2 separate regions of the Homo sapiens genome follow, and region 1 is linked to region 2. A link is an interaction called in ENCODE POLR2A ChIA-PET data of the cell type or tissue named here. Cell type or tissue: Panc1. All regions are shown on one strand. Links, peaks and the distances in the headings refer to the core of each region. The heading gives the core; the rest is flanking DNA.

What was found. Peaks named below come from ENCODE experiments on the same cell type or tissue, not always from the same donor. Only the 100,000 strongest peaks of a DNase experiment are listed, where the experiment ranks them.
Region 1: POLR2A ChIA-PET joins it to region 2 with 8 read pairs; 9 of 35 experiments call an interaction of 5 or more read pairs at or near these places.

Annotation. Positions count from the first base shown.
Region 1 is chr10:99,983,586-99,986,503 of GRCh38, forward strand. All of the region lies in intron 1 of DNMBP (dynamin binding protein), which reads right to left. It overlaps LOC124902490 (a long non-coding RNA gene), which reads left to right. Exons shown (of 2, transcript XR_007062266.1): 2 at 1-522. Among named protein-coding and RNA genes, the nearest start is that of DNMBP, 25 kb to the right of the region's middle. RefSeq lists enhancers at 1-141, 1,029-1,188. In Panc1, for the core only: no CTCF peak of the experiment used is centred there; no DNase peak of the experiment used is centred there; H3K4me3 peaks cover 1,165 bases; H3K27ac peaks cover 1,999 bases.
Region 2 is chr10:100,053,805-100,056,722 of GRCh38, forward strand. It overlaps CPN1 (carboxypeptidase N subunit 1), which reads right to left. Exons shown (of 9, transcript NM_001308.3): 7 at 543-642. Among named protein-coding and RNA genes, the nearest start is that of CPN1, 27 kb to the right of the region's middle. In Panc1, for the core only: no CTCF peak of the experiment used is centred there; no DNase peak of the experiment used is centred there.

The sequences.
Region 1 (2,918 bases), core at 195-2,694, 70 kb before region 2:
GGCTGAGAAGCACGGCCTGGGCCATCTGCTCTTCAACAGCGGCCTCCTACCCTGCGTGCCCCCAGGACCGCAGCACTGACTCACCACACGGACTCTGGTTCCACAGGGTACAGAATGTCGAACTGGAAGAACAAATGAAAACCCTGCGCTGGCTTAGGTGAGCTGACCAGAGAAACTAGGGTAGGAAAGTAAAGGAATCTGCTGTCCTATACCGTCTGAAACTACTTATATTGCAACACTTTGCTGATTTCAAACTTGGCCCAAGTTGGAAGGCAACAACTCCAGATGGAACAGGATACATGTCAGAGTTTCCACCAATCGTGGAAGGCCGCCTCAGTCCTTCTCAGGATTTAAACTGAGCAACCCTTATCTAAACCACCCGAACACTTCTATAAATTTTTTTTGTTTTACGAAAGACAGAATTTAAAATAAGAAAGCTTCAGGATTGACTCTCACAGTACAGTAGTTTTAACTAATTTACAGCGTCTACGCCACCCATATTAAACTGCTGTTTTCCTTCCATTTTTAGCTCTTTTTTTAAAAAATTACTTCTATATCTCCACATCAGTTTTGTCTTTTTAATGAAACTGCACTGGTGGAGGGAGGTCCCAAGATTAATATTTCAGGACCTACAAAGTTTGAGGAAATTTACATTCAAGAAATATTTTCAAATGGGTTAACCTAGGAGTTCCTAAGTATCCTCTCAGACTCACATTTCTTAAATAATGCATGAATCTCAATTATGGGTGGAAATTTAAGAACCACTGACTCATAACTAAATAAACTGGACATGTCAGAGCTAAGTAGCTGAGCAACATATTAAAATTAACAGCTCCACTATGTTGCAGATGTAATACACATGACAGCAGTTACAGACGTGCAGATTAAGTGAAACTATAAAGTGAAACTTTAGGGTGTGGCTATAGATAACAAAGAACACAATAAACGTGTAAAAACACGCAGTTTTTAAGACAGTTTCCAGAAGACACTAAGAAAATTTATTAACCCAGTGTTCCAAGTTGTGAGGACAAATGTTAGTGAGATCTGCAAGGCAGGCATCTTGTTTCTTTTTCTTATCTGTTTCAAGCACAAACTTGTGTTTCTGCTACAGAAGATTTAAAAAGACATGAGGAATTTCTCTACCTTTCAACCTATTTTTTTTGACACAGGGTCTCACTCTGTTGCCCAGGCTAGAGTGCAGTGATGATCACGGCTCACTGCAGCCTTGACCTCCCAGGCTAAAGTGATTCTCCCACCTTAGCCTCACAAGTAGTTGGAACTACAGGCATGTGCCCCCACACCCAGATAATGAATTTACAAATTTTTCCCTTTTTTGTGTACAGACAGGATTTCATCATGTTGCCCAGGCTGGTCTTGAACTCGTGAGTTCAAGCAATCCTCCAGCCTCAGCTTCTCAAAAGTGCTGGGATTACAAGCATGAGCCACTGTGCCTGGCCTCAACCTATTTTAAGGTATAAAATATTCTTGATATTTTGGAAGAAAAATCAGGAAAAGAATTTAGAAAACTGAAGATTCTGAGGAAGAAAAATTGGGAGGAAACAAACTGTCCAATTGGAGTTAAAAATAGCTAAGATCATTAGCAGGGTAGGTGATTTTAGATCATTTTAAGGAGTACCAACATTTGAGCACCATGGAAAACCAGGGACGAGCAGCTTTACACAAACAACAACAAAAACTGCAGTACTGCTTGCCTTTTATAGAAACTACAGCCACTATACTTGAAAATAAAATGTATATATAATTTCAAGATGAACCAGAGAATATGCCACAACACGGCAAACCCAATGAATGGCTGATTCTTTAGATGGTGTCAAAAGAACTCAGTGTCCTTCTTTTTTTGAGTCAGGGTCTCGCTCAGCCACCCAGGGGAGAGTACCTACCTGGGAAGAGCTGGGAAAGGGGTTCCCTTTTTGTAGGGGCTGTCAGGTGGAGGTTCCTTCAAAAGAATATGCTTCCACGAGCATCCTTATGTCTTGGAACTGAACTCTCCAGTTAACATTACCTTTTGGGAATGAGAATCCATTTAAAAAATCTCAAGTCCCAGCAATGAGAAGGAATATCTAACCTTAAAAGCAACTGCACATTTCTCTTGTCCTTGACAATACAAGAGCTCATACAAGACAACACGAAGGCTAAATGAATAATTTCTTCTCTTTGTATGAAAGGATGAGAGGTGTCAGAAAGTGAAGTCTGGAGTGCAGTGACGCAATCTCAGCTCACTGCAACCTCTGCCTCCTGCACTCAAGTGATCCTCCTGCCTCAGCCTCCCATGTAGCTGGGACCACAGGCATGCACCACTATGCCTGGCTAATTTTTTATATTTTTTGTAGAGACGGGTTTCATCATGTTGGCCAGGCTGGTCTCAAACTCCTGAGCTCAAGCAATCCGCCTGCCTCGCCCTCTTGAAGTGCTGGAATTACAGGTGTGAGCCACGGTGCCTGGCCTCTCAATGTCCTAGATGTTCAAGCCTTTTTTCCCTCTCTAAGTCACAGAGGATATACATCTTTCTTATCCATTCAAGAAAGCAAAGGGGAATGTTCATGAGTAAAGTTAATGCTATTTCATGGAAAATCTTGACCCACATTAATTTATTAAAGTTCTGATTTAAAATGTTAGTTCTTAGCCAGATGCAGTGGTGTGTCCCTATAATTCCAGTTCTTTGGGAGGCCAAGGTGGGAGGGTTGCTTGAGGCCAGGAGTTCATGTCCAGCCTGGGCAACATAGTGAGACCCCATCTCTGGAAAAAAAAATTTAGTTCAGAGACTAACAGTATTTCCATGATATGTTCTGGTAAAGGACGGCTGCCCTTCACAAAAGCAAGGGAGAATTTATTTGGTGGGAAATGTGCCAAAATGATTCCAATTACTTTAAGCTGAATTTTGAAAAAGAGAAAAGAAA
Region 2 (2,918 bases), core at 150-2,649:
TGTACCCTTCTAGGAGGTTCCAGGTAGCTCTAAGATCCGCCTCCACCATCAATCTTGCCCCCACAGTAAGCCTATGATGGAAAGAATCTTGCTAACTTTCCCAATGGAGGTGTAGGGAAATGCCAAGTCAGCGACAAGGCTAACTATCTGTTTCACAGTCCTCTTTCTACCCGATTTCACACCAGTATGTGAGCTATTAACAGGCTTAAGCCCAGAAAATACCCCTAACAAAATTGTATGCGGTAGCAACTCCTGAATGCTGATGAGAAGTTACATTTACATCAGTCTTTCCTGGTCCTGACCTCTCAGGGATTGCTTGCATCAGAAGCAAAAGATTTTCCATTAAAACATCTTGGTTGTTTGATTCAGCCTCTTAATTTACTGTCTCCATTTTCATTGCCCTTCTTTCCTCCATCCCCCCCACTCCCAGCATCCTTGACACCCCTGCTGGTTTCACTAGCTTACAAACTGGCCCCTTGATTATGCTGAAGAAGATGCAGGAGTTAACGCTTCCTTCTTACCCCTAAGCAGTGACCACCTACCTGAAGTGACATCATGGTTAATCCCACTGACAGAAATGACAGCATTGGCGAGATTATTGTAATTCTCATCAAGCACCATTCCCTTGATGCCCTGGTGAACCTGCAGGAACAAGTATATAGTTATGATCATAAAACATTTGTACCATTTGTACAGTGTTTTAGAGTCTCAAAGCCCTTTCTCTTATGTTTTTGTATTTTATCTTCACAAAGATGATGGTAATAGTCCCTTAACTGGTCTCTTTGCCTCTCTCCCTGCCCCAATTAATCTCTTCGCAATTAGAGTGGTCAGAGCGTTCCTGTTAAAGCCTGACTCAAATCATGTCACTATCCTACTCAAAACCTAACTCACTTTGAGCAAAAGCTAAAGTTCTTGTGATGGTCTGTCTGTAAAGCTACCTGTTAGCTCTCTGATCCCATCTCCAACCACCTTTTCTCTCCCTTACTTCTGAGATCAGTCCAGCCACACTGGTGTCCTGGTTTTCTTTTCTTTCTTTCTTTTTTTTTTTTTTTTTTTAATTTTTTTTATTTGCTGTGACAGACTATAGTAAAATACACATAAAATAAAATTTACCATTTTAAGTGTACAGTTCAGTGTTATTAAATACATTTAGCTAGGTGCAGTGGCTCATGCCTGTAATTCCAGCACTTTGGGAGGCCGAGGTGGGCGGATCACCTGAGGTCAGGAGTTTGAGACCAGCCTGGCCAACATGGTGAAACCCCGTCTCTATTAAAAATACAAAAATTAGCCAGGTGTGGTGGTGGGCGCCTGTAATCCTAGCTACTCAGGAGGCCGAGACAGGAGAATCGCTTAAACTGAGGAGGCGGAGGTTGCAGTGGGCTTAGATCACGCCACTGCACTCCAGCCTGGGCAACAGAGTGAGACTCCATCTAAAAAAAAAAAAATTTGTAATGTTGTGCGACCATCATCACCACCCATCTGCATAACTCTTTTTATCTTAAAAAACTGAAACCCTATATCTATTAAACAATGATTCTCCATTATCCCCCCCCCCAGCCCCTGGCAACCACCATTTTATCAACACTTTTCATCTCTATAATTTTGACTACTCTAAGTACCTAATATAAGTGGAATAATACAGTATTTGTCTTTTTGTGGATGGCTAATTTCACTTGGCATAATGTCCTCAAGATTCATCCATGTTGTAGCATGTGTCAGAATTTCCTTCCTTTTTTTGAGATGGAGTTTCGCTCTCGTTGCCCAGGCTGGAGTGCAATGGCGCAATCTCAGCTCACCATAACCTCCACTTCCCGGGTTCAAGCGATTCTCCTGCCTCAGCCTCTCAAGTAGCTGGGATTACAGGCATGCGCCACCACACCCAGCTAATTTTGTATTTTTAGTAAAGACAGGGTTTCTCCATGTTGGTCAGGCTGGTCTCAAACTCCCAAACTCAGGTGATCCGCCCGCCTCGGCCTCCCAAAGTGCTGGGATTACAGGCATGAGCCACCACGCCTAGAGACAATTTCTTTCCTTTTTAAGGCTGTATAATATTCCACTGTATGGATATACCACATTTGTTTATACAGTCATCCACCAATGAACACTGGGTTGCTCCCACTTTTTGGCTATTGTAAATAATGCTGTTACAAATATGGATGTGCAAATATCTCTTTGAGGCCCTTATTTCCGTTCTTTTGAATATATACCCAAAAGTGGCATTGCTGGAGCACATAGGAATTCTAATTATTTGAGGAATTGCCAGTAACTGTTTTTCATAATGATTGTACCACTTTACATTCCCATTAATAGTGCACAAGGGTTCCAATTTCTCCACATCCTTGCAAACATTTGTGAAGTTCTGTTTTTTTGATAGCAGCCATCCTAATCAATTTGAGGTGGAATCTCACTGTAGTTTTAATTTGCATTTCCCTAATGATTAGTGGTGCTGAGCATTTTTCATATTCTTTTTGTTGGTTTTGTATTTGCAGTTGTGTCCATTTCAAGGAACCCTTTTGTCCCCTAGATATCTGCATGTTTCTGTCCCTCACCTCCTTGAAATTTTTGTTTAAATGTCACCTCCTCTGTAAGACTTTCTTCATAGCATTTCTCTTTTAACATGTTATACAATTTATTGCTTACTGCCTGTCTTTCCTCACTAGAAGGTAAGTTCCATATGGGCAGGGATATTTGCTTATTTATTCATAATTCACAGCATATAGTACAGTTTCTGACAAATAGTTGTGCTTGATAATTTTTTTTGAGAAGGCTCTTGCTCTGCTGCCCAGGCTGGAGTGCAATGGCATGATCACAGCACACTGTAGCCTTGACCTCCCAGCACAAGACAAGCGATCCTCCCACCTCATCCTCCTGTGTAGCTGGGTCTACAGGAGCATGCCACCATGCTTGGCTATCTTTTT